Regions from separate parts of the Mus musculus genome. Here all the other regions are linked to region 1. The links are chromatin loops, found by intact Hi-C in ENCODE. Cell type or tissue: heart. All regions are shown on one strand. Region 1 holds the start of Dph3 (diphthamine biosynthesis 3). Region 2 holds the start of Ncoa4 (nuclear receptor coactivator 4). Region 3 holds the start of Mettl6 (methyltransferase like 6). Region 4 holds the start of Sema3g (sema domain, immunoglobulin domain (Ig), short basic domain, secreted, (semaphorin) 3G).

Evidence for each region. Hi-C counts contacts between places; a loop is a spot of excess contacts. Peaks named below come from ENCODE experiments on the same cell type or tissue, not always from the same donor. Only the 100,000 strongest peaks of a DNase experiment are listed, where the experiment ranks them.
Region 2: a loop joins it to region 1, with 4 times the contacts of the local background. A loop is called at or near these places in 8 of 42 quality-filtered maps.
Region 3: a loop joins it to region 1, with 2.6 times the contacts of the local background. A loop is called at or near these places in 3 of 42 quality-filtered maps.
Region 4: a loop joins it to region 1, with 2.4 times the contacts of the local background. A loop is called at or near these places in 2 of 42 quality-filtered maps.

What each region holds. Positions count from the first base shown.
Region 1 is chr14:32,082,074-32,090,073 of GRCm38, reverse strand. Dph3 (diphthamine biosynthesis 3) reads left to right here and starts at 4,382. Exons shown (of 3, transcript NM_172254.4): 1 at 4,382-4,664; 2 at 5,093-5,167; 3 at 6,828-8,000. The coding sequence starts at 4,557. The coding sequence ends at 6,893. It overlaps Oxnad1 (oxidoreductase NAD-binding domain containing 1), which reads right to left and starts at 4,346. Exons shown (of 8, transcript NM_145460.2): 1 at 4,021-4,346. In heart, CTCF peaks have their summits at 2,162 (motif pointing right) and 4,285; a DNase peak (open chromatin) is centred at 4,463; H3K4me3 peaks cover 2,889 bases; H3K27ac peaks cover 2,093 bases.
Region 2 is chr14:32,155,035-32,163,034 of GRCm38, reverse strand. Msmb (beta-microseminoprotein) reads right to left here. Exons shown (of 4, transcript NM_020597.3): 4 at 4,708-4,968. The coding sequence ends at 4,839. It overlaps Ncoa4 (nuclear receptor coactivator 4), which reads right to left and starts at 3,148. Exons shown (of 10, transcript NM_001033988.2): 1 at 3,025-3,148. It also overlaps the pseudogene Gm18909. In heart, a CTCF peak has its summit at 3,259; DNase peaks (open chromatin) are centred at 3,144 and 3,694; H3K4me3 peaks cover 2,239 bases; H3K27ac peaks cover 1,989 bases.
Region 3 is chr14:31,491,187-31,499,186 of GRCm38, reverse strand. Mettl6 (methyltransferase like 6) reads left to right here and starts at 4,147. Exons shown (of 6, transcript NM_025907.4): 1 at 4,147-4,285; 2 at 5,223-5,590; 3 at 6,731-6,865. The coding sequence starts at 5,366. It overlaps Eaf1 (ELL associated factor 1), which reads right to left and starts at 4,108. Exons shown (of 6, transcript NM_028932.4): 1 at 3,816-4,108; 2 at 1,384-1,478. The coding sequence starts at 3,918. In heart, no CTCF peak of the experiment used is centred here; a DNase peak (open chromatin) is centred at 4,106; H3K4me3 peaks cover 3,172 bases; H3K27ac peaks cover 2,330 bases.
Region 4 is chr14:31,210,747-31,218,746 of GRCm38, reverse strand. Tnnc1 (troponin C, cardiac/slow skeletal) reads right to left here. Exons shown (of 6, transcript NM_009393.3): 5 at 7,331-7,467; 6 at 7,018-7,241. The coding sequence ends at 7,210. It overlaps Sema3g (sema domain, immunoglobulin domain (Ig), short basic domain, secreted, (semaphorin) 3G), which reads right to left and starts at 874. Exons shown (of 16, transcript NM_001025379.1): 1 at 722-874. The coding sequence starts at 836. In heart, CTCF peaks have their summits at 928 and 3,111; DNase peaks (open chromatin) are centred at 946, 2,996, 3,890, 4,689 and 2 weaker places; H3K4me3 peaks cover 2,997 bases; H3K27ac peaks cover 6,122 bases.

The sequences.
Region 1 (8,000 bases):
TCTAGATTTGCACCACCCAGAACACAGAGAAGTTTTTCATATACTGAAATTTCCACAGAGGTCCTGCAATGTCAGAGACAATAAGTTGGTAAGTACAAAGACAATAACAGAAAAGCCTCATCAGGTCTTACTTGCAAAAGAAGAGATTCCTTTAGATCTGTAAGTGTGAAGCCCAGTAGTAGAGCGCTTACTTGGCTGCCCACAGGCCCTGGGTTTGAGCCCCAGCCCAGATTGAAGTGAGGGGCCATGTTACATTCCTCTCCCTCAGTGTTAATCCTCCCCTCAGGTGTTAATCCTCCCCTCAGGTGGACATTTCTTTTTGATTACTCTTCTGCTGCTGCCTCTTAATTTTCCTTGGCCCAGTCAACTCCTGTGACATAGGCTACCCAGCCCACGAAGTCCCCGCCACACTGTTGCAATGGAGTATCTGTGGCCCTCCTTCCTGTCTCACCACAGGGGCTTCCCATTATGGTCCTGCCCAGCTGGATCTAGTGCTGTGCTGAAGAAAGAAAAATCAGTCAACCCCTAGAGAGATGATTCACTTATATGACATTTTGGACCAAAATCCCTACTAAGTTAATCCTCCCGTGAAAGGTGGACATTGTTCCACTTAATGCTTTAGAGAACTGCTACTAAAATAAACATTTTTACAAATGTCTACTTCTCAACTGAACTGGAAACTAAGGAAAATTAACTTTTAAAAGCTGCTCTTTTTCAAAGTCTGAATTTTGCTAACAGTACCAAGCCTAAGAGTGCCAATAACTGGCAAGTAACGGTATTTTTATAAAATTGTGTTCAACTTGCCTTCTGAACTTTATTCTAGTTCTTTTTTAAATTTATTTTTATTTTTTTGAGACAGGGTTTCTCTGTATAGCCCTGGCTGTCCTGGAACTCACTCCGTAGAACAGGCTGGCCTTGAACTCAGAAATCCGCCTGCCTCTGCCTCCCAAGTGCTGGTATTAAAGGTGTGTGTCACCACTGCCCGGCTTTATTCCAGTTCTTATACGAAAGTATTAAAAAGAAAAAATCAGATTGGCAAGATGGTGCAGTAGATAAGGGTGCCTTCTGCCAAGCCTGAGAAGCTGGCCAGGAGACAGGTGATAACTACACCTACAGATGAGGCGGAGTGTAAGGAAGGGTGGTGGGGGCCGCTATGGGGAGTACTAGTGAAGGACTCTGGGGGCTGACAGCAGCTGAGATGAAAGCAGAGCCGATCGAGACAGCCAGGCAGACATGAAGGGGAGACATGAAGCACACTGCAGCAGAGATCTTGGAAGGAACAAAGCCCAAGCAAGAAACAACGCTGGCGAGTTAAGAGGAGCTGGGTGAGAATGCCAGGAACCCGTACATGTGCCTATGTGTCCAAAGTGAAGGTCCAAAGTGTGTCCAAAGTGAAACTTCCCTGAAGGGCACTCACAGCAACTGAACCAAGTTCAGAACAAGGACATGATCTTGGTACTTTTAAATGGTCACCCACGTTAAAGCAGGAAGTCAAGACTCTAGCTTAAGATTCTGGTAGATGGACTGGTGAGATGGCTCAGTGGGTAAGAGCACCCGACTGTTCTTCCGAAGGTCCAGAGTTCAAATCCCAGCAACCACATGGTGGCTCACAACCATCTGTAACAAGATCTGACCCCCTCTTCTGGAGTATCTGAAGACAGCTACAGTGTACTTACTTACATATAATAAATAAATAAATCTTTTAAAAAAAAAAAGATTCTGGTAGAACAGCGGCCAGAGATGGTAGGACAGTATTAAAAATGTTTGGGAATCAGAGCCCTTCAACTTGCTGAGAGGTTCCTACTGTAGGAACAGCCCTGCTGGCTTCCTCTCATTCTGCCAGAAACAGACCAGGCAGTCTGGTTCGTCCCGAAAAAAACAAAAACAAAAAACAAAACCACAAACAAACAAACAAACAAAAAAGAGTTCTAGGTTCTAGGACCAAAAGAGTCCAAGTTGGCATCGTGACTTTTGAGCTTTGCCTTAGCGAATTCTTCAGCCCCTAGACCTCATTTCCCAGGGCTAAAGACACACCCCATCTGTACTTCACTGTGTTATTCTTTTTTTTTTTTTTTTTTTTTAAGGTGAATCTTTTTTTTTTTTTTTTTTTTTAAAGATTTATTTATTATATGTAAGTACACTGAAGCTGTCTTCAGACACTCCAGAAGAGGGCACCAGATCTCATTACGGATGGTTGTGAGCCACCATGTGGTTGCTGGGATTTGAACTCCTGACCTTCGGAAGAGCAGTCGGGTGCTCTTACCCACTGAGCCATCTCACCAGCCCTCACTGTGTTATTCTAATGATCAAACACACATAAGAATTATCCAGAACCCAGTGTCAACTACCATAAATAAATGGCTCATTAAGTTTTTCCTTTACTATTTTAAATAATATGCACACAAATGATTTGTTGAGAAGTTAAAAAGAAAAGCTAGCTGATTATAACTTCAGTCTTTAAGATGCCCCAGAAATTTGTTTTTGATGGGTCTGAACTGCTTTCTAAAACATCAGGTCCAGGGCTGGAGAGATGGCTTGGCAGTTAAGAGCACTGACTACACTTCTAGAGATCCTGAGTTCAATTCCCAGCAACCACATGGCCAGAAAAGGGTGGCCCGGAACTGGAGTTATAGACATAACTAACTTCAATATAGGTGCTAGGAATTTAACGTCGGTCTTCAGGAAGAGCAGCAGTGATATTAACTGATGAACCAGCTCTTCAGCCTTTTGTGTGTTTGCTTTTTAAATAAAAGACCTAAGAACTTATACACACTACGAGCCTCGTGTGGCCGGTAGCCTCCCCAATATGGAGCTCACCAACTTGTCGGCCCCTGCGCTCCAGAGATCCACCTGTTTCTGCCCCTGCTTGCATCAATGCTGGGGTTACAGATCGATATACTTGCCAGGCCATTCCCTACCAACAACTGCATCCATTTCTGCGCATTCAAGAATGGCTCATAAGAACTAAAGATCATCTGAACTAAAGACAGACACTTGGAAATCAGTTTTCTTCCTGTGTCCCAGAGGTTACCTGGGAAGTATTTATACCCATAAAGATAGAAGGCTTTCACTGCATTTCTCTTCTGCCCAGACAGGCTACAGCTAACCTGCAACAGGCTACAAAGATCTCCTAATTGCTATTTAGATCTTCAATTATGTTAAAAAAAAAAAAAAAAAAAGGAATGGAGATCTTTGAAACAACCTTCCATACACTTAAGTTCTGGGTTTTTTCCTCCCAAAGGCTTCTCTGCCCATAGGTTTTCACACTTCAAAAAGGCTTCAAAATATAGTGTCCTTTAAACATGCACAAAATTGGTAATTTATGCACACAACTGTACATACTTAAACACTGTTACAGAAATGTAAACTACATAAGTCATACATGACTGCTGAACTATTCATTCTCGTGCAAAAGAATGTTAGATTCCAAAGGATCTACTCTCAGAAGAGGATGTAAGAACCAAAGAATGTAATTTTCCAACCCCCAGAGCTCTTCAAGTCAAACTGGAATCCAGTTCTGCCATACTACTTTTCACTACACTGCACTCCTCCAGTGAGATGAGTAACTGCTTAGCACTACTCCAAAGTCCCTGGTTGTAACCGGAACAAGCCCAGCACGGCTCTCGGAACAACGTGCTTCTCAAAGAAGAGGCTGCACGCTGACGAAAATACCAGGAACACCATTCCTTTTACCGAGAACTAAAGTTCACATAAATAATTTGTTCCTGGGCTTTAGAGACAGCTAGGCTCATCGTTATGGCCTAGGTATGCAATCTTGGGCAAGATGCCCAGTCTCTAAATCTATGTTAAAGATGAATAAAATGGATTTTTGAACCTCAAGATCAAGTTTAACATATAGGTTGCCCACTAAAAACCCCAATAATTAAAAGCTACTGTGCCCACCACTGCAGTGAATATTTAAAATATGGCTAGAACTCGCCCCTGTCTTGCAGATCTTGGTTCTCTACAACACAACCGGGGTATCAGAAAGTGGCTGGGGTGAGAGAGGCAGTGATGTACCTGCAGGCAAGAACTCATAACAGGCCAAGAGTCACTCAGAGTTCAAGGTCGCCTGAAACGCAATTGCAGGAGCGCTGTGGGCCGAGAACTGGAGAGGACGCTGTGTGGCTCCCTGAGCCTCAATGATTCCCCCTTTCAAGAGGGCGTAGCCTCCGCCAATTCTTTTAATGTCCTCTGAAGTCAGCTATGGAGGACAAGACTCCACCTGCATAGAAAACTCGTTTATATCCCAAGCCCAAACTCCCCGGGCCCCGGACTGACGTAACCGCCATGAGAGGGAGCCCTTCACACTATTGGTCGCTGGCACCCAGTGGACGGAGAACTGCGCAACGCTGCTGCGCAGGAAGCACCATCTTTCCGGCGCTATCTCCATGGCGACCGCGACCGGGTCACCCTTTTGGCCGCGGCGGTAGAAGTTACGTCATCGCCTGTGCGTCCGGAAGTGACTGTTCCTGCGCCAGGGTGGACCGGGAAGACCGGGCCTTACCCTGCCTGGGCGCAGGTAGGCAAGCTGATGCGGTGCCGACCGGGTGACCATGGCGGTGTTTCACGACGAGGTGGAGATCGAGGACTTTCAATATGACGAGGACTCGGAGACATATTTCTACCCTTGCCCCTGTGGGGATAACTTTGCCATCACCAAGGTACTCTAAAGGGCCCGCCGGCGATCCCTCGAGCTTGCGCATTGTCGCTTCCGGTGTCCCTGGGAAGGCTCAGTTACCCACGTGTTCTTCCGAACCCCCGCCCCTAAAGTAGTAACCTAGGCTGTCTAGCATACAGGGTCGGGTTAAGGGCGCTGTTCTCCGTAGTCCCGCCCCTAAGTGTTTTTCTTTTTTTTCTATTTTTTTTTCCCCTGGGAGCTTCTTTGAAGAAGGGAACTTGATTTTGTACCCCAGGGTTTTGGAGGCGATCGAACCAATCTAATCTCCCTGTTTTTTTTTCCTAGATGACACTTGGGAGGAAAGTTCTTTGTGTTGTTACCCAACTAAAGACTTGCCCATAGACATAGGAGAGATTTATGGGAAGTTGACGAAAGGCTATGCTGACCATATGTTGTTTGATTGCGTTGTAGGAAGATTTGGAAAATGGAGAAGATGTGGCCACGTGTCCTAGCTGCTCACTCATTATAAAAGTGATTTATGACAAAGTAAGGGATATGTTAAAGGGGATGGGTGGTGTGAGCTAATGACAAGGGCCTAAAGGAGCCTGTCTGATAGAAAAGGGCGGAAGAGTGTTGGGTGTTGGTTTGTTTTTTGAGACAGGGACCTTAAGTAGCCCTGGCTATACTGGAACTCATGATGTGAACCAGGCTGGCCTTGAATTCACAGAGATCTGCCTTTTATGTAACTTATGATCACTTTGGAAAGGGCAATAAAGAAATTGCTTTGTAATGAAAATTGATGACTTAATCAGGAATGAAAAATTATGGTTATTTTAATTGATGTTCTTCCTTTTGACATTTCTCTTGTATTTAATATTTAGTTTGTTCAGAGCTCTAGGATATTTTTAGAAGATTGCATTTTATTGCTTGCCTAGCTTATGTACAGAATCTACCTTGTTTGAGATATAGTTCCTAGATGTAATGTTACAGTTCCATGTTCCTTTGTATCCATTAGGAATGGCAATAGAAAAGGGGTAAATATCTTTACTTCCCACCCAAAGCTCAGTTAGTGCTTTGGAGTCTAAGTACAGAATGTAACAGTCTAGAGGATAAATTCTAAAATGACTATAGGGTAAGTTGGACCAAAGCACAGAACTTTGTGGGAGAAGCAGGTGTTAATTTAGACAATAATAGAAATGTAATGATTCATTCTTATTTTAAAATGGTTTATGGAGCAAAGAACAATGGACAGACTAGGGACTGACTCCTTGGGAATCACACTGTAGAGGATGTGTAGTAACTGGGAAAGTTTTTGTGGTAGCTGGCATAAACCAGCATGAAAGATCAGAGTGTGAACTTCATTTACAAGTAGTTACTGTTGCAGGTATATGTTGGGAAACACACAAAGGCATTCTTTTTATTACTCATTTTGAAGAGGTTACATATTTGAATGACCAGATATTGATCTGAAATATAAAAACTTGATAGTTGTGATGTGTTTATTTCTGGGAACTGGTTGCTCCCTAGCTAAGATATTTATGAGACACTGCATATTAACTAATGACCTCAGGGCTAAACTTCAGTATACTTTTAGATTCTGGTTCTAGTGCTGACACCAGCTCTCTGTACAAAAATAAAGTGTTATTGGGTCTGGGGAGATGGATTAGAGGCTAAGAGCTTCCAAAAGGAGTGGCCATTTACATCTTCCACAGTGGTGGCTCACAGCCACCTGCAACTCTAGCCCCAGGGAATCTGGTGCCCTCTTCTTCCCTCACGGGCACCCCCCACACATGTGGGGTACATACCTACATACAAACAAAAAACCAAAAGTCTTTGAATGTTCCTTTGTTTCCAGTTGTGTCAACTGGGGTAGCTACTAATATCTATTAGGAAGACCAAGGGCTGAGGCCATACAGCACAGACCATCCCTGAGCAGCAGTTAGTTCTTGGTACGTAAGTCATAAAAATTTTAAACTAAATTTGTTGGCATTTTTATAATACTATAAATGGATTTTCCCCTAAATTTCACATCTTGATTTTTTTTTTCATTGCTAGCATTAAAAGAAAGAAAGAAGGAAAGAAAACAAGATGACAGAACAGTGAAAAAAACTAATAGCCAGATTGATTCTGTGGCCAAAGGAAAGTAATGTTAATGCATTTGTGAGACAAACACCCGGCGGCTAATAGCATTTCTTCTTCTTCTTAGGATCAGTTCATGTGTGGAGAAACAGTCCCAGCACCTTCAACCAACAAGGAGTTAGTTAAATGCTGAAGAGGCTCTCAGGTACCCACATCCTGAACCGTGGGGGCTGAGCCCAGGTGGATGGATCCAGTGCAGAGTTACCAACCTCCTCGATGGGCAGCCTCAGGGGTGTGATCTTCATCAGCCACTGAACTCAGCATGAAAAAGGGAGCCTATGACATGCCAGCCCTGGATTCCATACTGGGACTGGAAGGATTCCTAATTGTCCGTCTGAATTTAAGGAAGAGCCTTATTATAAACTGTGGTTTTTCCTTCAGTCGGCTGCATCATTTGAACATCTGGAAATTCATTTTCTGAAAATAACATCATCCGCCTCAATCCTGAGTGTCTTTTATTTTTTTAAGATTTATTATTTTATTCTTAATTGTGTGTGTATGTGCATTTGTGTGTGGGTACGTGCATATGAGTACCGTTGCCCAAGATGGATCTCCTGGAGCAGGAGTCCCAGGCAGTTGGGAGCCACCTGACGTGGATGCTGGGACCCAAACTTTGGTTCCCTGAAAGCACTACACATTCCTAACCTTGGAACCATCTTTCCAGCCCGTGATGGGAGCTTTTCAAAGATTACATTTTGACATAGTTTCTGAGGTGGTTCAGGTGAGGCCTTTCCTAGAAACATCTGCCTTTTCCAGAGCTGCACTTGCGGCTCATTCATCAGCCAGCCACCTAGGCTTGCCGTGACTGCGTTGTTCCTGTTCTCAGTCATTTCTGTTACTTTTCACGCGCCAAGTGCAGTCCTGGTATTAGACCGTAAGACCACAGTTTCTCTGTAGCTTCCAGTTAGTGAGGAAGGAGGGACGTCTGAAGTGACTTAGTAAAAGAGACACTGTTCTTTAATGCCTCGTGCATCCTTATGTCAGGACAGGTTAAAAGGAAACAGCCAAGTGAGGTACCTTAGCTGGCAGCAGCGCGAGGCGTGAAGCCTGCTAACTTGCCAAGTGAAAGTGCGTGAGTATTGCCAGCTGGAAACAAGTATTTCTGTATCAGGGCCTTTATTTCTTGAAAGGCCTGATGGGTTCATCTTAGACGGGCGAGGCTGATCCTATCTGTAGTGGTTGTAACGGGGCACAGTTTTGTGTCACCGTTAGTCTTAAGAAGTGCAGACGCTACAACAGG
Region 2 (8,000 bases), 73 kb before region 1:
CACTTTAACTAAGCCACGCCCTAGCCCTTAGTTTCTGACAGTTTCCTGTAGTTCAAGCCGGTCTTGAACTCAGTATTCTGCCTCTTGGTAGACCTTCTGGACTTCCAGAACCCTTGCAACAGCACCCAGAAAAACTTAATTTCTTGTTTTCAAACAATACAGAACTGATGAGGGTTGTCTCCACAGAAATCACAATCCTAGCATGAGTGCTGAGAAAGGCAGTTTTTAAAACTGCCAGACCCAAAAATCTTAGTTCCACAAACTCAAAATAACAATGGGCTTGTTGGTTAAAATGTGCACTGTATTTACAGCCAACTCAACATTTCCCCCCTCAGATTTTGCAGTAAGTACCACAGAAATTGCCTGAGGGACTAGCAATATAGCTAAAGTAAAACTCAAAACATACCTGAATTATTTTGGAAGCTGTAATTGTCCACGTATTAAAAGACTATGCTATACTTACTGACACAAGCTAAGCCCATTTAACCTACTCACTCAACACTAAACCAAAACTGCTCGGTCTGTAGGGCAATCAAGGCAATGCCAAATGGGAGGAACTACAAGCTCAAAAGCCCCAAGTGCAATCCTGGTCCCCCAGAAAAACATGTTGATTCTACCGCGCAATCAAGCCAAGCAAAGCCAACCTGGAGGAAGACAGTCATGAGCACCTGATGAGTGGTTCATGCTAGCTAAAAACAGAATACCTACACAGTAATTATTTAGCTCACTTGCCTGTGAATCTATCTAATTCAGGTATACAGACGATAAGCTTACAAATGATGTCTGAAGTGTTAGATTTAACAGTCACAGAAGGCAAGCTGAGGACAACTGACAGCCCCTCTAAGAGACAAGCATAGAAACAAGAGTACCACTGGTGACACACCTAGAGCAGAAGAGCTCAACTTAGCAACTCTTATAGGCTTAACAGGGTTAAATAGGATACCTGTAGTCACAGGCTTCTACACCCAAAAGTCTGAGTCTGGTTGCCTCTTAGCCTTTTGGCTATGATCTAGTATGAGTCTAAACCCCTCATCTGCACCAGGTATTTTGAAGGGGCCGTTTAAGGTTTATGTAGTCATTCAAGTATTTAAGGTCTTGAACAGAAAGGCACAGTGGTGTTGTTCCTGTGGAGACGATGGTGAATCTGCCATCTAGCAGAACGTTTGTGCCACTGATTCACAGACAACAATAGATTTCTGAAATAAGAAGCACAGGTAAAAAAAGGTGGCTAACAGGCTCAGTGAGTTGCTATAAGTACTGACCGGTGTGTTAACACTGTGTGGGCAAAGGCCCAGAAAGCTAGCTGAGAGACTCTCAAGTGCAGAAGGGGTGTGTGCCGGGACACCCAGAGTTCTATAAGACCTACATACAGATCCCTGGGACACAAGCAACCTGCACTGCTTTCATAAACTGGCCATGGGAGTCAAGTTAACTTCTAAAACTAGATACAAGATGCTTTAAGAAGCATCTTAGTTCATCTGTAGTTCGGTAATTTTCCTCAAAAGAATAACGTAACTGTAGAGACAGACACGTTCGTCATCATCAAACTTCAATCTGAAAACTTTAAATGTCTAGGTTATTTTCCGAAAGGCTCAAAGACCCAAGGGAGGAGGTAAAAAAAAAAGAAAAAAGAGATCTAAATGCAGGGACTGTTAGTGCCAGCAGCTACCCATTATCTCACTTAGCAGAACAATTCTTCGGGCGAGTAAATCTTGCAAAGAGCAAATCACCTGGGTGTGGTGGCACGTACGTCTGTAAACCCAGCAGAGCCAACAGGATCCCTGCAGCCAGTCTCAAGCAAACTAAACAAACCAGGCTGGAGAGATGGCCCAGTGGTTATCAAAGGGCCAGAGTTCAGTTCTTAGGGCCCACATCAGGTGACTCACAATGGCTTGTAAGGGGATCTGACACTCTTCTTAAACAAACAAAAAAATCCACAGAGCAAATCAAGCGACCTGCTGAGCAGTACAAATTAGTCTCCTGTTTGTCACACAGGATGAAATTCTTTCCAATGTTCTAATGTACTTTAAAAGTTCAGAAACATCACAGTGGGATGCTAACGGAGAACCAACAGCCTTACCTGTCCCATACACACCCAGGGAAGTAACTCAAAAGGTCTATGACCATACTCCAAATTACCAAGTGGGTGGAAAGTCAAGTCCTTCCAAAAGGACGCCAGGGTGGCAGGCCCTTACCTACTAAACAACACTAGCAGGAGAGCTGTGTGCAGGAGGGTCAGATAACTCCAGCCCCTCTGACTTGTCATTCTTGAGCCATCCTCCCAAGTTCCAGCCTGTAGCACTTAAACCCATACTGTTCCCACCGCAAGGGCTAAGTCACATCAGGGCCGGGAGCACGTCCACTTCTTTACATTACTATATCCTCAGTACCCTAAGCATATAGCAAATGAACGCCCGAGCTATGAATTAATGATTCTGCAAGCTCTCTCTTCTCATCAGCTGAAGGGACGAATCAAACGATTTAAAGGGACTGCTGGGAGAAGGAAACGGATAGTGGGCCTCCAGAAGTCATTCCACCTTGCCAAACCACTAGGAATAGGGGCAAATGTGCACTGGGTCAGTAATGGAAACCAGGCCCGCCTGGGACCAGAGAAACAGGGCTGTCACCGCTATAAACCCAGAGGACAGTCAGGGCAATGTAGGGAAAGGGATGGAAGAGAAGCATTCAGGCTGCAATCGTGGCCCAGGAACGAAACATGTCGACAGGACAGAGGAGAGAAGACAGATCCAGCGCTTGGGCATGAAGGAAAAGTGGTAGCGTCGGGACGAGGGGAGGGAGAGGAGCTCTGGCCTGGCGCGACGCGGGGACTGGAGAGGCGATCACAGCAGACGTGACCTGGGGAAGGGAAGGGCCATTGGGCCCCGCGTGCAGGCAGGTGGGATGGTGGTCCCGGACCCGAGGGTCGGGAAGAATGGAGGGGAGGGCAGGACAGGCCACAGGCCGGAGCGAAGAAGGGCACAGGGCAGAAGAGGAAGCGCGCCCGCCGGCCACTCTCGTCCTTACCGGCTGGCAGCGCTCCTTCCGGTGATCCGAGCGGACCTTAGACCGACCCAGACACTTAGCCGTGGAAGGATCCGGACCCTGAAGACAGAGTTCTCGCGATAGGATGGCCTCCCTACCACGCTTCTCGGTAGTGTTCTGACAGTCTCGCGAGATTTCCTTCCGCGCCTGCGCAAAGTCTTCTTAGAGCTCAACGTGGAGGCATGCAGTAACACTCCCTGCCCTTAGTCTGGATCATTTTCGTGCCTATCAGTAAGTCTCTAATCCCAGCACTCCGGAGGCAGAGGCAGAGGCAGGCGGATTTCTGAGTTCGAGGACAGCCTGGTCTACAGAGTGAGTTCCAGGACAGCCAGGGCTACACAGAGAAACCCTGTCTTGAAAAAAAAAAAAAAAAGCACTTCCTGTTCTTGCAGAGGACCCAGTTTTGGTTCCCAGCCACCTACAGGATGGCTCACAACCACCCATACCTCCTGGTTCCAGTGCCTTCTGACCTCCAAGGGCACCAGGCGTGCACACGGTACAGATGTATATATGCAGGCAAAAAAGAGTCATGCAAATAAAGAAAATAAACTCTTTTTTTCCTCTGGGGTTTGTGGTGGTTTGAGTAAGAATGGCCCTCTCGGGCTCACGTGTTTGAATGCTTACTGATGAGAAGATGGCTCTACTTAGAGTGAGTGTCCTTGTTGGGGTGGGTGTGGCTTTGGGGGAGGAAGTATGTCACTGGGGGTTGGCTTTGAGGCTTCAGAAGTCCAAGCCAGGCTTAGTGGCTCACTCTTTCTTTCTGCTGCATGTGGATCTGGATGTAGTACTCTGAGCTACTTCTGCCTGCAGGCCACCCTGCTTTATGCCATGCTGATAATGGACAAAGCCTCTGAAATGGTAAAGATGGCCCAGGCAAATGCTTCCTTTTGTAAGAGTTGCCATGGTCATGGTGTCTCTTCACAGCAATAAAACAGTGACTAAGACAAGGCTGATGGGCTTTATAACTTAGGAAAAACATGCTACATTTTTTTTTAAATATTGAGTAAATAAATGTCAGAATTAATGTTACAGTTTCAAGTCAGTGTATTTTAGCTGGTCTGTATGCCACACCTAACTGACCCTAGAGCTAGGCCCCACCACCCACAGAAGTCCGGCTTCTGAGTTTCCTGTCAGACTGCGTGAGGTCTAGAGAGCCCCTTCTCCAGTATCTCTAACCTGTTCTAACCTTATGCAAACACAGTGTGATGTGGGGACTCGATAAAGAGGGGGTACCTAAGTAACTGGAAGGAAGGATAAATGAGAGTACCAGGGACAAAGAAGAAGTCTGGTTTCATCATGAACACACATGCTTTTTTCCATTGTAAAGCAGAAACAGATGGTTCTGAGCCACCATGTGGTTGCTGGGAACTCAGAACCTCTGGAAGAGCTTCGGGGCTCTTAACCACTGAACCACTTCTCTAGCCTAAACCAGAAACAAGATGCAGGCAGAAGAGCCTTATTTGTAGAAGTGGTGGAAATGGATGTGGGCCCCATAGGAAAGCACACATGCATGACACCTGTTGGAGCTCAGGAAAGATGCTGTAACTGGTACCTGGTATTGTTGGGTTGATTTGTTTGGTTGTATAACATGCATTAAGTTAATACAAATATGGTTGGCAAACTTGTTTACTTGTTTACTTGTTTGTTTTTTTATTTATTTGAGTTTTTCAAGATATGCTGCCTCTGCCTTCTGAGTGCTGGGATTACAGGTCACCTCCTTGCAAGCTTATGATTGGTAAATTTAAATCATACAAGGTTCAAATGTTACTCCACTTTTGGGCCCACACGAAGCACATTTACATAGTCCAGCTGTCAACTCGACAGGTCTTCCCTGGGTTCTTCCGATCCACCACACTGTAGGTGCAGTTCTCTGGGTGGAATTGTACATCACAGTTGTCTTTGTCATAGCTCAAAGGCCTAGTAGCGCTGTCAATGAGACAAGAAAAGACGTTAGGAAGGGAGGAAACATTCACCCAGCCCTACTGCTCTGTGCAAGAAGCAGACTACACACATTCCTGTCTCCTGGAATGTAAGGGCATCACTTGGCTAGAAGCATTTGTACCTGTTTGTGCCATGGAGTCACAGAGACCATCCCTAACAAGGGTCCTACATTCTACCCTGCATGCACTGAAGGACACTGGGAAGTTCTAACAGGCCAAAGGCAGGGCTAGGCCGCTCTGGGACGGGAAATCTTGTACTAACCTTGTCTTCCCAACCCTCCCTGTCCAGGGAGTGGTCATCGATAATGGTGCTAGACTGTGGGAAGAGAAGGGTTGTCCCAGCTCTGTGTGGTATCTAGTTAGAAGAGGAGCTCACCCAACCAACAGGGGCAGAGAGCCATCCCAGACCAGGGTCATGGATCCCAGGGAGAAGATAGTAGAAACAAAGCATCATGGGAAAACCCACCTGCACATGCAGGGGCACACGATTTTAGGAGTCATTGCCCTCAAAGCCCATCTATAGGCTTGGGACATGGTGGCATGCAGCTATAATTACAGCACTTGGAGGTAGAGGCAGAAAGATTAGAAGTTTAAGACTAGGCTCTGCTACACAATGAACTTGAGGCCAGTCTAGGCTATGAGAAACCTTGTCTCAGCAAAGCTACAGGCTAGAGAAATGTAGTCCGTGGTTAAAAGCAATTTCTATTCTTTCAAAGAATGGGAGTTTGGCTCTCAGCACCCTGAGGATACCTCTAACTCCAGCCCCAGGGAGTCAACACCTTCTGGCTTTCATGGGTAATTGCATTTCTGTGCGTAGACATCCACGTAGACAATACGCATAAATAAATAATAAATATTTTCCTAAAGACCAAAGAATAAATAAACTGCTCTGGCTAAAGTGTATAAAAGCAGCCATTTCAATGCCCTGTATAACAAAAAAAGACCCAGAATTTTATCCTAAAGGAAAAGGACATCTGATTCCAAGAACATCAGAATTTGCAGCCCTCCCTGGCCATGCAGAGAGACACTGGCAGGAAGTTGTCTCACAATTTACCAGGACACTGGACACTCAACCCAAGCCTACATGGCCCAAACCCATGGGAACATTGTCCTGTGAGAGGAAGGCCCCAGTGACATGTAATCTTCTGGTTTGATTCTTTGTAAAGCTAACAGCAGATTACTTGTAGTATATAACATTTTGAAGACATTTGATGAGCTAGATGCTACTAATGCAGAAATAGTAATTAGGTTAAAAAACAGAGCACCAAATAGTACTATAAGCAGTAATGGTGGTGCACACCCCTAATCCCAGCACTTGAGAGGAAGAAGCAGGATGTTTGCTAGATCAAGGGCAGCCTGAGTATATAGAATATGATGAGATGTGTTTCAAAAAATCTTTTAAATCCAATTTAATTTGCAAAGTAAGTTTGACATGTAGCTGTAAAAGAAAAAAATGTATAAAAAAGAAAGAGAAATAAATTATTATCAGTTCCAAAGGTGGGTCCATAAAGATAGCAGCCCTTGCCCTTCCCTTGCTCAGGGAGCTCTTTCACCCCACTGACTCCAGAGGCCCACCAGGCTGCCAGGCTTTGTGCTGCTAGGATGGATGCTGAGTTGCTGGGACAGCTCCCTCTTGCTGCTCTGGGGAGATGGCCTGCCCAGCTGGCTTCCCAGGGCCATTTCTCCAGCACCCCTTCCTCCCACTCCCAGGGTTGGCGTGTTGGGTTTGTGTCTCTATTTAAGGAAAACAAGCAGTTTGCAGCCATTGGTCCCTGTACTAGGGAAACAGCCCACAAGCAATAGCTAACAGCCTCAGTGGGGAAAACCTTTCCATGTTAGAGACCGAGAATGCTAGGAGTTGTTTATGTCACTCACCCCTTCTTCTCCAGATAGAAGATACTGGAACAGTGCAAAGATTTCTCATCTTATTGATAGAGCCACTAATAAACCAAAATGCCTGACACCCTCACCCTAGTCTGAAGTGCATCGGGCTAGTTCTGTCATTACAAGGTTCCCGGATTGACTAGCAAGGTCCCTCCAAATATTTTGAGCTGGGAGCACAGACACAGTTTGAGGCTAACAATAACAGTTATATTTTCAATGGGTCTCATGAGACAACTAAGCAGCAAGACAGACAGATTCATTAAAAAAATGTTCCCTCCCTTCTCTGAGTATGAGAACCCTGAAACAGATCTTCATGTCAATCCACAAAAAAAAAAAAAAAAAGCAAATAGGCAATTCTTAGAGAGCCTGTGGGTATCCAGGCATGCTTCATACACATCTTAGACTGTACATTCCTTCTCAAACGCCCACCAGAGATTAGTGACCATGGTATCGGGAGAAGGGCAGAGACAAGGATGATGGCTCTGCATCCCACAGTGAGACATCTTTGCTAAGGGAAATCAGTCTGCCACACACTGTGGAGGAAGAGGGGGCTGTTTCAGGGAAGGAGACAGCCAAGGAAGCAGGGATGAGGTGCAGACTACCTAGACAAGTGACCATGCAAAAGTTATGACGTCAGCAGAGTTGAGGAGTCAGAAGTGAGTGGGCCAACATCTTGTTTGGTTTTGTTAAGAGAAAGAATGCAATGTGTGGGGACATCACCTGTCAATAAAAGACTCATGGCCTATCAGCTGAGGCAGGAAATAGGGAGGTGGGAGTTCTGATAGTGAGAGAGGATTTCTGGGATAGAGTCAGGCAGGAGAGGAGATTTGCCCCAAATGCTGAGGAAGCAGGTAGCATGAATCTGAAGGAGAGGTAAGTAGCCACATGGCAGAACTTAGACTAGTTTAATGGATTAGTTCGTGTATGAGCTATCAGAAACAAGCCCAAACTTATAGCCTAAGCATTGATTCATAAATAATTTAAGTCTCAGAGTTGTTATTTTGGGGACCTTGAGCACAGGTAGAGAAGCCTGTGATTGGTTACAAAGGAGATCGCATAATTGACTCACTAATAAATTATTGCCGAAGCAGAGAGTCTGGATGTTGAAGCCATGGGCCATCTCATTCCAACTGA
Region 3 (8,000 bases), 590 kb after region 1:
TTTAACTTGTTGTTCAGAATTTATAGAAGCACAAAACAAAACAACAGCAAACTAAATTGCTTGGCTCTTCAGCCCCTTAACTGCACAGTAGAAACTTAAGTCTGAAGGGTGCATAGGGACCATGTACCTAACCCCTTCATTTTTCACTTGGGAAACTCAGGTCCAATGGGAGATGATGTAATCTTCCATGGGCAACATGTAATGAAACAGGAGTTCAGATGAAAAGGCTGTTCCCTCTGCTCCAGGGCTTCCAGGTTTGCTGCAGTCTGCACTCTGTCACCAGTTACAGAACTTGCTGTGTCTGAGGACAGAGCCGTGACACGTACTAAGGAGCTTTTCTAGTCTAACTGTTTTCTGTTTATTTCTTCTGTGTGTGTGTGCATGTACACGTGTTTTCTCGTGTTTTCTGTGTGTGGGCAGAAATAGGTACAGGTGCATGTGTGTATCTACATGCACCTAAAAGCCCAAAGCTGACATCAGGCTCCCTCCTCAATCACTCTCCACTTTTCTTTTTTGAGGCAGGTTCTTTTGCTCAATCCAACTAAGTCTAGCTAGACAGCTTGCCCAGGGGATACCATGTCCTTATCTGTGACTGTGGGCTCACAGCAGCTGCCATGTCTGCCATGGTTTTTACATGGGTTCTGAGGCACCCAAACTCCAGTCCTCCTGCTTGAGTACTTCATTTCCTCAAGCCATCTCCCCAGCCCAAGGTGTCGTGAACGCAAACACAGGTCTCCCTTCTGTTTTCCTTTGGCTGAACTGGGAATTGACCCTAAGACCTCATGCGTGCAAGGCAAGACCTCTATCACTGAGCTACCACCCCAGACTCACAGTGCTGCCCTGAAGAGAGCCTTACAGTACAAAGTCTTTTCTTCCAAGTCTTTGGTGCAGCTTTTAACTGAGTTCTTCACCCCTAAATTAGCTGAGTGTTCCAAACTTTGGTTCCTGCCTAGGACCATCAGCCTGCACCGGATCCCTTACTAAATATAGAGATGTCACTCTGGCTCCTGGCCTGCCTTCTGGCTGTTCTATGTTCAGGAGCTGCTATTGCTATGCAGGGCACATAGGGCCCTTTTCTCCAGAACTGCTTGGGATAAGTGTTATATATGTCTAGCAAAGGGGCCACTGTCTAGACGGAACCTTGCCTACTATACTATATATTGGACAGAGATGGGGAGTAAAGACTAGAGACAAAGAACTACCTAAACCAAGTCCCAAGACGCATGAGTAAGAACCCATCTGACTCCTAAATTCCTTTTTTACTTACGTTAGCTCTCTAAACATTTAAAATAAATAAATAAATAAATAAATAAATAGAAGGAAATTTGAACTGTAAATAAAACACAAGGTCGTTACATTAGATCAACATTGGAAACAACTTACAGGGATGTGTGGCAGCGTAATGGTGACTTCATCTCCTTTGCCAACCTGGAGTTCTCCTTCACAGGAAGTGTCTATTGATGCTGGCTTAAAATCGTCTAAAAGGAAACAATGGATATTTCCCACTGGGTGGCTGAAAATGAAGACTTCTTGGGCATTTTAATTTCAGATTAAATAAAAGCAGTTGAGAATGCCTTTATGTGCCTGTATATGCACAGGTACATGTGTACAAATATCTGCAGGTACCTATGGAAGACAGCTTTAGATAATCTCTTAAGTACTATTTGTCTTGGTTTTTTTGACCAGGGTCTCTCATTAGCCTGGAACTCACTGAACAGGCAAGGCCAGCTGGCCGGTGGGTCCCCAGTAATCCTTCTGTCTCAATATTTCTGGCACTGAGATAGGAACTGTTTATCCTGTGGCTCCTTTATGTGGATTCCAACCCGGATATTCATATTTTCATATCAAGTACTTCACAGACTGAACCAACTCCCCAGCCCTCTCATTTACAATTCTAAAAGACTTTGTCATAGAAAACTTCATATGCTTCATTCACGGTAATAATGAGCCCCAAATGCTCTCACCCAATAGTTATCAACTCAGAAACACCTCTATATACGCTGCCTTCAACTATACCATCATTTAGTACAGGGAGCTGAAACTTATATACTCTCTGAAACTTACACTCTCTTATGTTAATGTAAGACAATCCCTTCTTCCAAGTGTCAGGCACACAATTAACATCTCACCATCCATAATAAGGTAATACCAGAACTGTGTATATAAAAACTGTGTGTATAAAAGCAACACAGCAAACATTCTTTTTTTGGGGGGGGGGGGAGGAGGGTTCGAGACAGGGATTTCTCTGTATAGCCCTGGCTGTCCTGGAACTCATAGACCAGGCTGACCTCGAACTTAGAAATCTGCCTGCCTCTGCCTCCCAAGTGCTGGGATGGCGTGCAACACCTCTGCCTGCTTTCAGCAGACATTCTTAACTATAAATCCTACATAAGACACAGCAGGCCACATGAGGTTGGCCTCTTTTTGCACAGAAATGTTCTAAAATAGAACATGCCACATTCAAGTTCTCATTTTGGTGGGGGAAAAAAGTCTGGCTATGTTCAGAAGCAGACTGGCGAACTCCAGAAATTACCCTGCTTATTCTTGCAAATTACACTTACACAATAGGAACAGCCATTTTACTTCGCACCTGACTCAAACTGCAGGCCAGGAGCACATGTGCAGAATTGCACTTAAACTTACACTGCTCTTCTGTGGAGGAACAAATTAGTCAACTGGGAAATGACAATCTTATCGTTTCCCCAGTACTGTCTCTCTGCAACAGCTGAGTCTGCTGTGGGTGCAAAGCACAGATGCAGCTATGTGACAAGAGGCCACACAGAGATGGGACTTTAATATCTAACACACCCCCCTGCCTGTGTGTTGAGTCACATCGATTAGCTCCCATGACAAAGCAGGTCTTAACCCACACTAACGCTACCGGAAACCCGACGCCTGTGATTCACAGGGATGTGCTTGGTTTGGTCAGCCATGTCCTGACTCAGGACACACAGTGGCAATACCCCTTTCAGAGTCTATAATCACGTAGGAAAGGGCCCAACATAATGACTCTTTCCACATTCCTTATGCTGCCTTCTTCATTTTCCAAACATAGATCAGGCTTTAATTTATGCCAGATGCACAAACTCTAATTTTATTCTTCACCCACAAGTGAGTTGGCCCAGAAGTTAAGGTGAAGTAGGTGACATTAATCTAGCTAGGTATGGTGGATCAGGTCCATATTTTCAGCACCACAGAAGCTGAGGTAGGAGGACTGCAGCATGTTCAGCGCTGGCCTGAATTATATAGTAATTTCTAGGCCAGCATCACTAGTAAGACTGTCTCGAACAGCAACAACAACAAAATCAGTGTCATAAGCAGAGAGGAAGAAGAAACCTTATGGGTGGCACGAAGAATGCAGGTTCCCTGGCTGTGGAGGAGACCAAGAGCAAGGGGAAAGGAGCAAGGGAAGGAATGAAGTAAACGACACTCGTAGCAAACGGAAGACTTTTCCAGGGCAAGAGCCCTGATGGAAGAATTCGACAAAGAGAACGGGGACACAAGGGAGGAGAAATGGGCATCGCTACTAAAGGAGAAAAGTTTGGCTTAAGGGCTGGGAAGGGGAATTTGAAATAAAGGGGCTATGACTTTCTGAAGTGGTATTTGAGACTGTAAAGTAAAAGAATAGTTGGCAGCAATCAGAGGTTTGGTTTGGGAGAAGAGATTTCAAAGTAAAAGAGCAGATCGAAGTTCCAGAGGCTAAGGGATGAGAGGTAAGGAAAGCGACGCTTTCGAGCCGGGATTAGCCAGGGGAGTCTGGGCTTGCACGTGGCGGCCAGGGAGCCCCAAGTGAACCTGGAGGGGCGCTCACTCACAGCGAATCGTGTGGAAGGAGGCCCGCGGCCGCTTCTCGAAGCTTTCCCCTAGCCGCAGACAGTGTTCCTCCCGGTCCAGCAGCGGGTTCGCCGTGCCGTTCATGGCCTTGCACTTGCCCGGCACCCGGATTGGAGCTCTCCTCGCGCGGCCGCAGTCCCCCCGGATCCCCGCGCAAGCGGCCCGCAGGACCGCGCTCCCGGGACACCGCTCCGGAGCGCGCACTGAACCAAGTCCGCGCCCACCCGGGGCCGGAAACCAATCTACTCCGCGTCTCGAGAGACTCTGCGGAAGTAAGGCCGCTGCACTTCCGGCATTGGGGAGGGACTTCCGTCTCCCCAACGGAAATAGCGGGGGCAGTGCCATGGAGAGAGAGTTCTCCGGGACTGCTGCAGCCCACAGTTTTCTGGTCTAAGGAGGAGCCCAGGTCAGCTAGAAGATTCTGCTGCCGACGCCTGGGCTTGACTGACGGGTGAGTGCGCCCTGACCTGTTCTTTGCTGGGGACCCTGGGAGCTCAGAGCGTGGGGAACTGAGTGGACGCGAGTTTGAATGTAGGTATGAGTGTCCCTGGACATGCCCGAGACCCTAGCGGCCTGCTTTATCCGAGGGTTCAGAGAGCGATGACGGTTCTCGGGACCTCAGTCACCCTTCCCCCTACTTCGCTCCATGGTTGCGATGAGAGGATTTCAGTTCTCCTGGCCGACGACGCTTCCTTCAGTTTATGGGTACGATCAGAAACCCCGGCCTCTCCGGATCAGCTCCGTCACCTCCTTAGCCCCCCCGCGATCCCGTGTCTGTTAGGCAATCGTCTACCCGCTTTCGGTTAGGGCGGTTGTTGCCGTTGTTTTGAAGTCACGTTTCCCACGGGCACTGAACGTTGATGAGAATTTTTTTTTCTCACATTTTCTCAGTCAACTCGTGGATGCGTCCCTTTGCCCTAAGTAAACCTATTTCTTGTAGTACTTGGCTCATCTGATTTGAATTGGGAGTCCGGTCCGTGAGAGTTCTGGTCTCTGAGTGTAGTAAGCTCTATGCAGTAGAGACTGTCTTGGTCTTTATGACCTCTCCAGACCCCGGCAGGGTGTTGGGCAGAGTCAGCATCTCGGGAGTGTTAAGTGAATTGACCCCGGAGCCTTAAAGAGCCCTCCGGGAACCTCTCCCCGAGTCTTGGACTCGTTTAGAATCCAAGCTCTAGAAATAATAAAGAACGATCTAGCTTGATGAGGCCCTGGTCACCCGAGTTGGGAGGATGAGGCAAGAGGAAGTACATTCAAGGGACAGGCTGGGCTTCAGGGACAGCCCCTGGCTCAGATGAACAGGATGGGGAGAGAAGCAGGCAGGTTGTTAGAGAATCACTAGTCAGAATCAATCAGTCAACCCCCTCCCCCCCTTTCTCTTTCCTAAGTAGCATCGTATCCTGTTGGAGCTGGAAAGTCACCTGGGGAAACTGCATCAGAGAAACTCCAGTGTCTACAATCTCAGCATCGTTTGTTCAGATGGTTGAAGAACAGAGGACCTATAGCAGCATTGAATGTGTTTCCGGCAACTACAATGGCTTCTTTCCAAAGGAAAGGACTGCAAGCAAGGATTCTTAGCACTGAAGAAGAGGAGAAACTGAAAAGAGACCAAGCTTTGGTGTCTGCTTTTAAACAGCAAAAACTGGAAAAAGAGGCTCAGAAGAACTGGGACCTTTTTTATAAAAGAAACAGTACCAATTTTTTCAAGGACAGACACTGGACCACCAGAGAGTTTGAGGAGTTGAGATCATGTAGGGAGGTAGGCTGGGGTTTCTCCTGGCTCGAGCCATCTTCATTTATGATGCCTAGAAGAGAGGTCCTTTGTTACATGTAGAGAGTGCTCCCAGATGGCACCCTTAGGTGCCGTTTCTCAGGAGCTGTCTTGTTTTTTGAAACAGGGTCTCTCAGTAGACTTGGGGCACACAGATTAGCTTGGGCTAGATAGCCAGTAATCCCCAGGGAGCCTTCCTAGAATGAGATTCCAACTGTGCGGCACCACGTCCAGTTTTTTACCTGAGTGCTAGTGGTTGTGTGGCAAGCACTTTACTGACTGAGCTACCCTAAAGAAAATTAGGACGTCTGTCAGAATGTACCTATGGAGAGTTCTGATTTGTTTCAAGTATGTTTAGCAATGTCTGGGCTGTTTAATAGAAAACAGAGCTTTAAGGTTTTCTTTTTAGATTTGTTTATTTTATTATGCATATGGGTGTTTTGCTTGCATGTATATCTATGTACCATATGCATGTCTAGTGTCTGTGGAAGTCAGAAGAGGGTGTCAGGGCCACCAGAACTGGAATTACAGGCAGTTGTAGGTGGCCATATGAATGCAGGGAATTGAACATGTGTTCTCCTAACCACTGAGCCGTCTCTCCAGCCCCCTAATGCTTTCTGCTTAGTTAAAGCTGATGTGAAGGTTAGAAATAGTAAATATTCAGACTACACTTTAGTGACAGATTGAAGCTGCTTGGTAGTTAATGAACATTTGCTGTACTGTTTTCTAAGAATTTTGCATCTGTTCCCTTAGTTAAGCTTCATAGCAACTCTCTGAAGTGCATTCGTGTTGTTCCTGTTTGCAGGAAAAACGATTGAGGCACAGAGCTATAGAAGTGAGTTGCCCGAGGATGGAATCCAGGGGCAAAAGAGGAGTTGGGATTTGAGGAGGAGGTTAGCCCAGAGTGTATGCACTGTGCTGTGGCTGCCTTATTTTTCACACTGAACTAACTGCCCATTGTCGAATGATTATAAATGAGGTGCCAGTGTTTAACTTTTTCTCACTAGCTCTGTTGTTTAGTATCTGCCTCTTGAGGTCAGAGACATCTCGTGCCTACTGAACATTTTAGCTTGGTATGTTTATTATGCAAACGCAATGTGTTATAACTTCTGTGTTCTCATTCCTCAGTATGAAGGTCAAAAATTGACTTTGTTGGAGGCTGGCTGTGGGGTTGGGAACTGTTTATTCCCACTTTTAGAAGAAGACTTGAATCTCTTTGCCTATGCCTGTGATTTTTCTCCAAGGGCAGTTGACTACGTGAAGGTTGGTGCACCGTATATGTATTCCGCTGCTTGTTTCCTTATGCCTTTGTCTAGTCGTGTCCTCATCCAGGAGCTCACCAGCCATGAGCACCACGGAAGCCGTTTTCTGTTGCCTGTGCACGTGAAAATATTTGATTCAAAGCAAAGCAGAGATACTACTAAACAGTCTCTGTGCTTGATTCATATGGCTTACTTTGTAGGTTGGTGTCTGATTGCGTGCCCTTTTAAGATAGGTTACTGTGACCAGGATTGTATACATGCTTCACAAAACTCACAGGCACAGTCCTCTGTGATGAGTAATGGAGGAAACAGAATCCCTTAGAAAGAAGGATGTGGCTGTGCAGTGGTGGTGCACACCTTTAATCCCAGCACTTGGGAGGCAGAGGCAAGCAGATTTCTGAGTTCCAGGCCAGCCTGGTCTATGGAGTGAGTTCCAGGACAGGCAGGGCTACACAGAGAAACCCTGTCTCAACCCCCCCCCCCCCAAAAAATAGAGATGTGAATGTTTACGTTTTAATAGATAATGCTACATTTCCTTTCAAAAGACCATGCCGGTTTTTAGTTTTACCAATAATTGTTTCCTCGGGTTTATTTTTCTTTTCTTTCACCAATCTAAGAAAAAAAAGTCTGAGCATTTTATTTTTCTCATTACTAGAGATATTGAAGACTAAAATTCGTAAATACACATACCTTTTTTTTTCTACCATTACCTCCTTTCTTCTCCGTGTGTTTAGTGAGAGCTTACTGTGTGCTAGTTGTAAGAATTAATCTGTGCATAACTTTTGCCTATTTTTCTGTTCTTATTTTAGAATATAGTAAGGATGTTTGTTAATCATGCATATGTTACAAGCATCTCTTTTTTTCCTTTTCAATATTATTAATTGTAGCCCTTTTCTAATGCAGGATTTAATTATGTCTTGTTGTTGTTGTTATTGTTGTTGAGATAGCCCAAGCTGAGGCAGGTTAAACTGTTGATCCTCTTGCCTCAGCCTTCCTGAGTCCTGGAATTATATGTGTGCACCACCATTCCTAGCTCATATCAAATTTATTAGCATTTTACTTTTGAGGTAACAGGCTTCATGTGTAAGAATTCTTTACGCCTGGCACTTAGATAATCATTTATTGTTTCCATTGCC
Region 4 (8,000 bases), 870 kb after region 1:
AGAAGAATCTATAATTAAATCCTAGTTTTATTTGTCTCAGACCATCAAAAAAGGCAGAACCACACAGCTAGGCTAGAGCGGAGAACCACTTCTACACACACACACACACACACACACACAGAGAGAGAGAGAGAGAGAGAGAGAGAGAGAGAGAGAGAGAGAGAGAGAGACAGAGACAGAGAGAGAGACAGAGAGAGAGACAGAGAGAAACAGAGACAGAGAGACAGAGACAGAGACAGAGACACCGAGAGAAGATGGCAGAGGAAAGCTGAGACTCTCCTGGACTATAGATGGAGAGAGGATGGTCAAGTGAGCGTGGATGATGATAAGTCAGGACAGGCTACAAGAGGTGGGAGAGGCTCCTCCTTTCCTTGTGGCTCAGGACCAGAAGGACAGACTTCTACCCACTCCCTTGATGTCTGCCCAGACCCTCTTTATACCCTCCCTCTGCTCTGTACCTCCGTCCCCCTTCCTTGTTTCCATCTCCCACCCTTCCTTTGTAGCAGTCTCCTCAGTTTCCCCCTTGTATTAGTCTTCCACTTTGGCCATGGCTCTCAGGATGTGTCTACCTTTCCTGCCCACAGTCATCCCTAGCATCATTCAGGGTCTGACCAGGAAACCTTACCCATGCTGCTGCTGGCTGATTAAAGGATGTCCTAGAGCCACGGACATTCACAGACATTCACAGCATGCACACAAACAGGACAGCACTGGCCAGTACCTCTGTAGGAGAGCCGCAGACGAGGCACACTGGGGCTGGGACCAGGGCTGGGGATGCCCACATGGAACAGAAGGCTCCCCAGGAGGCAGCAGATGGCCCACGCAGATGGGTCCATGCTGGGAAAAAAAAATGAGCTGCCCTCTGATCCTGCTGCTGGATGTAGTTTGCTCTGCTGCCACCAGGCCAGCCACTTATAAGGCAGTGGCTCCACCCAGTGCTGGGCGGGAAGGCGGGAGAGGAAGAGCGAAGTGCTCCAAGCCTGCCATCTACCTGCAGTTTCTCCGGCCACCTCAGCCGGCCGGCCCGCTCAATGCCCGTGCAGCTAACTGGCCTGCTCCCCCTTGGGAGACTCTGACCCAGCTGAGGTGTGGACAGTTTGAATGACAGACACTCACAAATGCAAGTGCCTAGGCTCCAACAAAGCAGCAAGGGGAAGGGATAACCTGAGAGAGAGGTCAGGAATCAGGTGGGGGTCTGGCTTTACTCCCTGCCTCTCCAGAGAGGCATCACTAGTCCTGAGCCAGCCAGGTATCCTTGACCTGACTGCCAAGCTCTCCCCTGTGCCTAAGCTGCTGTGTGGGTAGAGGATTCACTTCAACTTCATGCTGGTAGGGCTTAAGGTCCAGCCATACATCATAGGTCTGGCACTGGTAAGAAACGGAGGCAATGGTTCTCAGCCTGTGGGTCACGGCCCCTTTGAGGGTCAAATGGGCTTTTCACAGGAGTCGCCTAAGATCATCTGAAACCACGGAGATGTACATTACAATTCATAACGCTAACAAAATGGCAGTTATGAGGTAGCAATGAAAATAATTTTATGGTTGGAGAATCATCACAACATGAGGAACTGTACTAAAGGGTTGCAGCGTTAGGAAGGTTGAGAACCACTGACCTAAGGCTCCCACCCAGACCTCCCCAGGCTCCACAGCCCCTCTCTGAATCCACAGGGCTCTATCTCAGTTCAGCAGGCTTGCTCTGAGGTAAGGGGTAAGTTTTATTCCATGCTTTTATTCCATGCTTAGGAGAACTTCTATTGTCTTGCTTCCTCCAGGCCCCAGTGCTTTGGAGGCCCAGGGGCCAGAGCACAATAGGTCCGTGGTGAGTTCCTCCCAAGCCCATGGGCTCTACAGGGATCACAGTTCTGCCCTAAACTCTGGTGTGGAGTGCATTAAAAGGAGCCAAGGGGAAGATGCACCAAGGCCCTGAATCTGGGTAAGTGGGACACCCCCCCCACACACACACACACTTTCAGAGCAGTTTCTGGACCTGCTGACCCCACCTCTCACCTCACCCTGCCCTGAACTCTCCTTTCAGCTCCCAGGGTTCTAGAAACACCCATAGGGTAGGCCTCCCAGATGGAATGGCCTGAGACCTCAGAAGGGGGGAAGCAGGATGCTCCCCACCAACCTTTCAGAGAGAGTCATGGCTCAGACCACAGACGGCTGAGAACAGGTTCAGCTCCGCCCTGGAACCCTCCTCTGCTTCTGGGCCTCCTGGAGGGCTAGTGTTCTGGGACCTTACCTCCCCTCCCTATCTCTTCTCTAGAAAGAAAACAGATTATTCCTTGGCTCAGCTCAAGAAGGACCTATGGCTCGTAACTTCACCTCCCTGTGCCCCTGGACCCTAGAACACTAATATGGTGGTGGTGGTGGTGGTGGTGGTGGTGGTGGTGGTGGTGGTGGTGGTGTTCTTACTTGGAAGCAGATCAGGCGCTGCTCAGAGACACCAGTAACTGGCTCCTTCCCACCTCTGCCTCTGAGTCTGCTGAAGGATGCAAGCCTTTATTTCCTGGATCTGCCTTCTCCTGAGGCAAGGACCAGCCATCCTGTGTAGGAACTTACAAAACTGAAGAACGACGCCTGTACAGCAGAGGCCGCTACAGTAGTGGTTCTGTCCTGGGGTCTCAGTAGGGTGGAGACATTCTGCATCTACCTCCCTGGGGAAACGTGGTGGTATCTAGCCCAGGCTGAGGCCTTCTGTCTTGCTTGAGATTGAGCTGAACACCCAGTCCTTTGGCCAGCATGTGGCCCCAAGCAGAGCGTGTGAGCAGAGGACCAAACCACTCCTCCATCCACCATCGTGGGGGTCTCTACTCAGCCAGACCTTCAGCTGCGGCTGTGTCTACCCGGACAGGCTTGTGGGGCAGGCAGGCTACTTCACAGCACAGAAGGAAGCCTAGAAACCCAAACTCAAGTGTGTGGATCCTGTCAGATGTCTCACTCTTCCGCCCCCCTCCCCATCCCTCCCTTCCTCCGTTTCCCAGGCTAGAGAACAGGATCGAGGGCTTTCCTAAAAGACCCTTCCTGCCAGCTGCAGATGGCATCCGGAAAGGCACCCTGAAGGCACAGGTCAGCCAGCCTAGCACAGACACCCCATGCCACCTAATGGACAAAGGTGGAACTTCATGAGAGAGCAAAGGTGCCAGTCTATTTTCGTGCGGAAACCCTCTCCTGAGAAATCCAGCGCTTACCTGGGCACCACAATACAAAGACACAGACACAACAAAAGATGCACCAGTGGTTTCTTCTAAAGGGAAAAATCTTAAGGAGGCTTCATGGAGAAAGCACTACCTGGGCAAAGGATGACGTAATTCAGCGGTGGGGAGGACAGGATTAGGTGATGCACACAAGTGGCCTTAGCTTCAGGGAGCTGGGGCTCCTGGGTTGATTCATATGTGATGTGCGTGTCCCTACAGCAGGTGCCACCAGGTGGATACACACAGGGTCATATAGCCCAGCCATTCCTGGGTAAAATGCTGAGGCAATAATGCCGGAAGAATGGACTCCCCTCCTGCCTTTAATCCACATGGTCTTTTATAGAATTCCCTTCAGCAGATGGGTCATGATCTCCTTCATGTCTCCCAGAACTGTTCCCGCCTCTGTCAGCTGCTGAGGAGAGAGCCAGGGTGGGCAGAGGCATTCTCTCTTTCCCTAACGTTTCTTCTGGGCAGTTCTCACTTCTAAACCCCAGGAGTATGGCTGCTGGGGGCTGCACTAGAGGCAGACTCACCCATCTTCTTCCTCCCATCACAGTGGGCTTGACTCTGTTCCCTTCCCATCAGCTCTCACTGCCCATCACCCTGCCTCCTTCACATACCTCAGCCGCTCTTCAAGTGGTCGCCCAGGCCACACCGTCCTTCCTCTGGGTTCTACCACTACACTCAGTAGCCACACCCACACTGCCATCTGGACCACAATCTTTCAAGCATTGAGGCCACTTGTCTACCCCCTCACCACTGTGTCAAGCCTCACTCTTCCTTGCCCAGTTCAAACTGTGGGCCTAGCACTATGACCCAACCTTGTGGACAATGGTGACTGAGGTGTCCTGCTTTTGTTTGTTTGTTTGTTTGGGTTTTTTGTTTTGTTGCTGTTGTTTTTTGAGACAGGGTTTCTCTGTGTAGCCCTGGCTATCCTGGAACTCTCTGTAGACCAGCTGGCCTCGAACTCAGAAATCTGCCTGCCTCTACCTCCCAAGTGCTGGGATGAAAGTTGTGCGCCACCACTGCTCAGCAGTGCCCTGCTTTTTTATCATCTGTGACGCGTTGTTCTTGCCAGCATGCCAGTCACCCCCCACCCATCCTCAGACACCCCTCTTCTTCCTTTTTCCCTCTTCTTCCTTTAGCCCCTGCCCCTTTCCCTGTGCCCCCGCCCCTTCCTCTGTGTCCCCACCACTTCCTATGTGCCCATTCCTCCATCCTCAACACCTCTGATCTAAACCAGTACTTGCCTAGGCTTCCATACCTCAAGAAATGTCACTGTGACCAAAACTCAGAGAGTCAGCCTCGAGTCCCTGGTCCTCTAAAGTCCGAGCCTTCAACAATTCCCTTTACGAGTTTCATATTATTCCCCAAACCCAGGATCTTCTGTGCCCTCTCCTTGGGCATCCACAGTAAGCCACCCTGCCTTCTCTCCCGGCCACTGGCAGGCCTCCTGGCTCTCTCACAACCCTTCCCCCTTCCGCAGCCCCGAGTGCCTCACTTCTTATGTAAGCTGAGCTGCTCAGGAGTGTGCAATGTATAGTGTATTGGCAAACCATCCTGTGCTGTTTAAGCTTGTTGAGAGTGGACTCTGGGAGCAAAGGGCGGCTCTTCTGTCCCAGATCCCAGCATGGTTATTTCAACTATTTTCCAAAATATTTCCTGTGGCAAACTCGCCCCCTAGCTCTGCAACAGGAGACAGATTAAGTCTAAGAGTAAAAAAAAAAAAAGTTGTGTCCTTGAGAATAGCCAGAAGGTCAACCATTTCCAACTGATATTCCTACTATTTAATCCTATAATGTAAAAAATGCCTGCAGTGGGGCTGAAGCCATGGAGAAGAAGGCTCCACCCAAGAACATCTGGCTGTTTCACCTTGTCCCGTTGGACTCTGGATGTTGGGAGGACCTGATTTGATATTGTCTAATCTGCTGCTCTGTGTTCTTTTACTTGGAAGCCTTACTAGCCTCACCGAGAAGACGGTCTCCTCCACCCAAGACTCTCTAGATGGGGAACTCCAGGCGGTTGCCCAAATAGGGCTTCCCCAGTTGATTTTAGCTGGATGGCTCCGATCTCCTTTTGATGGTATTTTCTGTTTGCACTGTCAATGGAGCTGTGAGGGCGTCTCACTCTGCTGAGTACCTGGCTTGATCATGTCAGCTACTGTTCCTTCTCGCTATCTAGGACTCACTATTTATTCTTTTACCTTAGCTTTCTACATGCCTACTAAACTCATTTGTAAACCAAAGGCAGACTACCATAGATCACTTCCTAAGCACGACAGAACAGGAGGCCTGGTACTGCCCACCTCTCCCTGAGGCAGCTGGGGCCAGGCTTTCGTCATGTTTGAGACCCATTCCAAGTCTTTCCCCTCACGCACCCCACAGTTGTTTCACTGGTGTTCATTGGGGTTCAGCTCAAAACCACCTCTTCTAGGAATCATTCCAAGACGACTTTATGTCAGGCCAGCACACCGTTCTGTTTTTTTCTCTGAATTCCTTTGTCTTCCCATCTCCCAGTGTTGGCTAGACATGCTTTGGGATTAGGAATGAGGCCTCGCTCTGATGTACCCCAGCATCTAACCCTGTAATTGCAGACAGGGTATGTCGACGGGTCACTGAATGATGTACTAGCAGGCTACCCCACCCACTGTGGCTCCTCTTCCTCTGGGACATCAGCCTTGCTGGGTCACTCTGGATATCTTCATAGGACCCCAAGCTCTGCAGTTCCCAATCCCGAAGGCATGGCTTTGCAGGGACTGGGAACTCCTGGCATCTCTTGCCTGGCAGAGGCATGTCTAGAATTCCAAGACTATCTCTGGAATGTGCAGCCTGTCTGGAGACTGCTTAGGCTGGGGCACAGGTGCGGAGGCAATACAGTCACAGGGCGGAGCAAGGACAGCTGCTGGCATTCTGGCTGGAGCCTGGTTGTCATTATCAGCTGTCTCTCCTGAAGGTATTGCTACAAATACCTCCACTTCCTTGAAAGCCCCCAACTTCCCCTCCCTAGTCACTGTTCTAGCTGCAGCTCTGACCTGCTGCACCCACCTCCCCCTCATACCACTTGTAAGCTGGGGATGTCACCAGACCTTAGGCCTTTATTTCCTGTCAGGAAGAAAGACCAGGTAGGTGACTGGAGGCCAGCCTCAGAGGGTCAAAGGAACTAGACAGTAGGTCCATTTGAACCAGGTCTGTCAGAGTCCTTGGTTGGCTGCAAGGTAATGGGGTTCTCCTGCAAATTTGCCAGGTGACCTTGGCTGTCTGAGACATGGGGTCCTCGTCTGTAGAATGAATGCTAGAGGGTAGAGCAAACTACAAGTTCTCCATAGGCCGGGAGTCAATATTCCTGTAAAAAGCCACAAGGTAGAGGGACGACAGTGCTGTAAGCCTGCTGGGTTTCAGGAGGTTTAGCTTCATTCCAAACAGGATGGAGAGGTTGCTGTGCCAAGGAGCACCCAGTGCCCTCTGAACTAGCTGTTCCCATCCTGAGAGAGTATCTGTCGGCTGACTACTGGCTGAGCCTGGCAGTTCACCACCCCTTACCTCCCCAGTGAGGAAGTGGGAATGGACAACTCTGAATGCCGGTCAAATGTCTACTCTACACCTTTCATGAGTTCCAGGAGCTTCTTAGAATACAGGCTCTGGGGCTACAGCAGGGCCTAGTTATCAGGGGTACAGAGCACGATGTCTCGGACCTGATGAAAGTCTCTGGCAGAAGGTGGGTTGAGCAGTCAGAATACAGACTCTGCAGCCAACCTGACAGGGATGGTGTCATCAGGCAAGAGGGAACCCCGAGAAAAGACTGTGACCCCAGGAAAACCAGAGCAAGATACCAGGCCTCTGGGGAGCAAGGATTTATTTGCGTTCCCCAGGACAGGAATGGGGAGAGAAAGTCCGGAAGGGCCAAGGTTCAAGGACACAGGCAGGCTCAGAGTCTAGAGAGCCCAGCTGCACTCCTACCACGGGGTCTGGGTGGAGGGGGAGAACAGGCGCAGGCAACCGTGCAAGACCAGCATCTACTCCACACCCTTCATGAATTCCAGGAACTCTGTGGAAAGAGGGCCATGATGTATGTGTCAGTGGTAGGAGCCCTGTGAAAGATGAACAAGAGGGCACCTGGTCCTCCCACCCACTCACCGTCATAGTCAATTCGGCCATCGTTGTTCTTGTCACCGTCCTTCATGAGCTCTTCAATGTCATCTTCCGTAATGGTCTCACCTGTGGCCTGCAGCATCATCTTCAGCTCATCTAAGTCAATGTAGCCATCAGCGTTTCTACAGGGAGGGAGCCCAGGAGGATGCGGAGGAGGGGGAGGGGAGAGGAGAGGGGGAGGAGGGAGGGAGAGGGTAGGGGAGGATGTGGAGGGGGGGGGAGACGGAAGGGGAGGAGGGAAGGAGCCAAACCCACATATACAACCCCAGGAGGCAGGGCAGGGGCATTAGGAGATGCACATTCTATGTCTCACCTCTCATTGGATGCAAAGACTGCAGGGTGTCTACCCGAAACTACTCTTTCTTTCTTTCTTTCTTTCTTCCTTCCTTCCTTTCTTTCTTTCTTTCTTTCTTTCTTTCTTTCTTTCTTTCTTTCTTCCTTCCTTCCTTCTCTCTCTCTCTCTCTCTCTCTCTCTCTCTCTCTTTCTTTCTTTCTATCTTTCTTGTTTGTTTTTGCTTTTGTTCTTTTCAAGACAGGGTTTTTCTATGCAGCCCTAGCTGTCCTGGAACTCACTCTGTAGACTAGGTTGACCTCAAACTCAGAGATTCACTTGCCTCTATCTCCCGAGTGCTGGGATTAAAGGTGTGCGCCACCA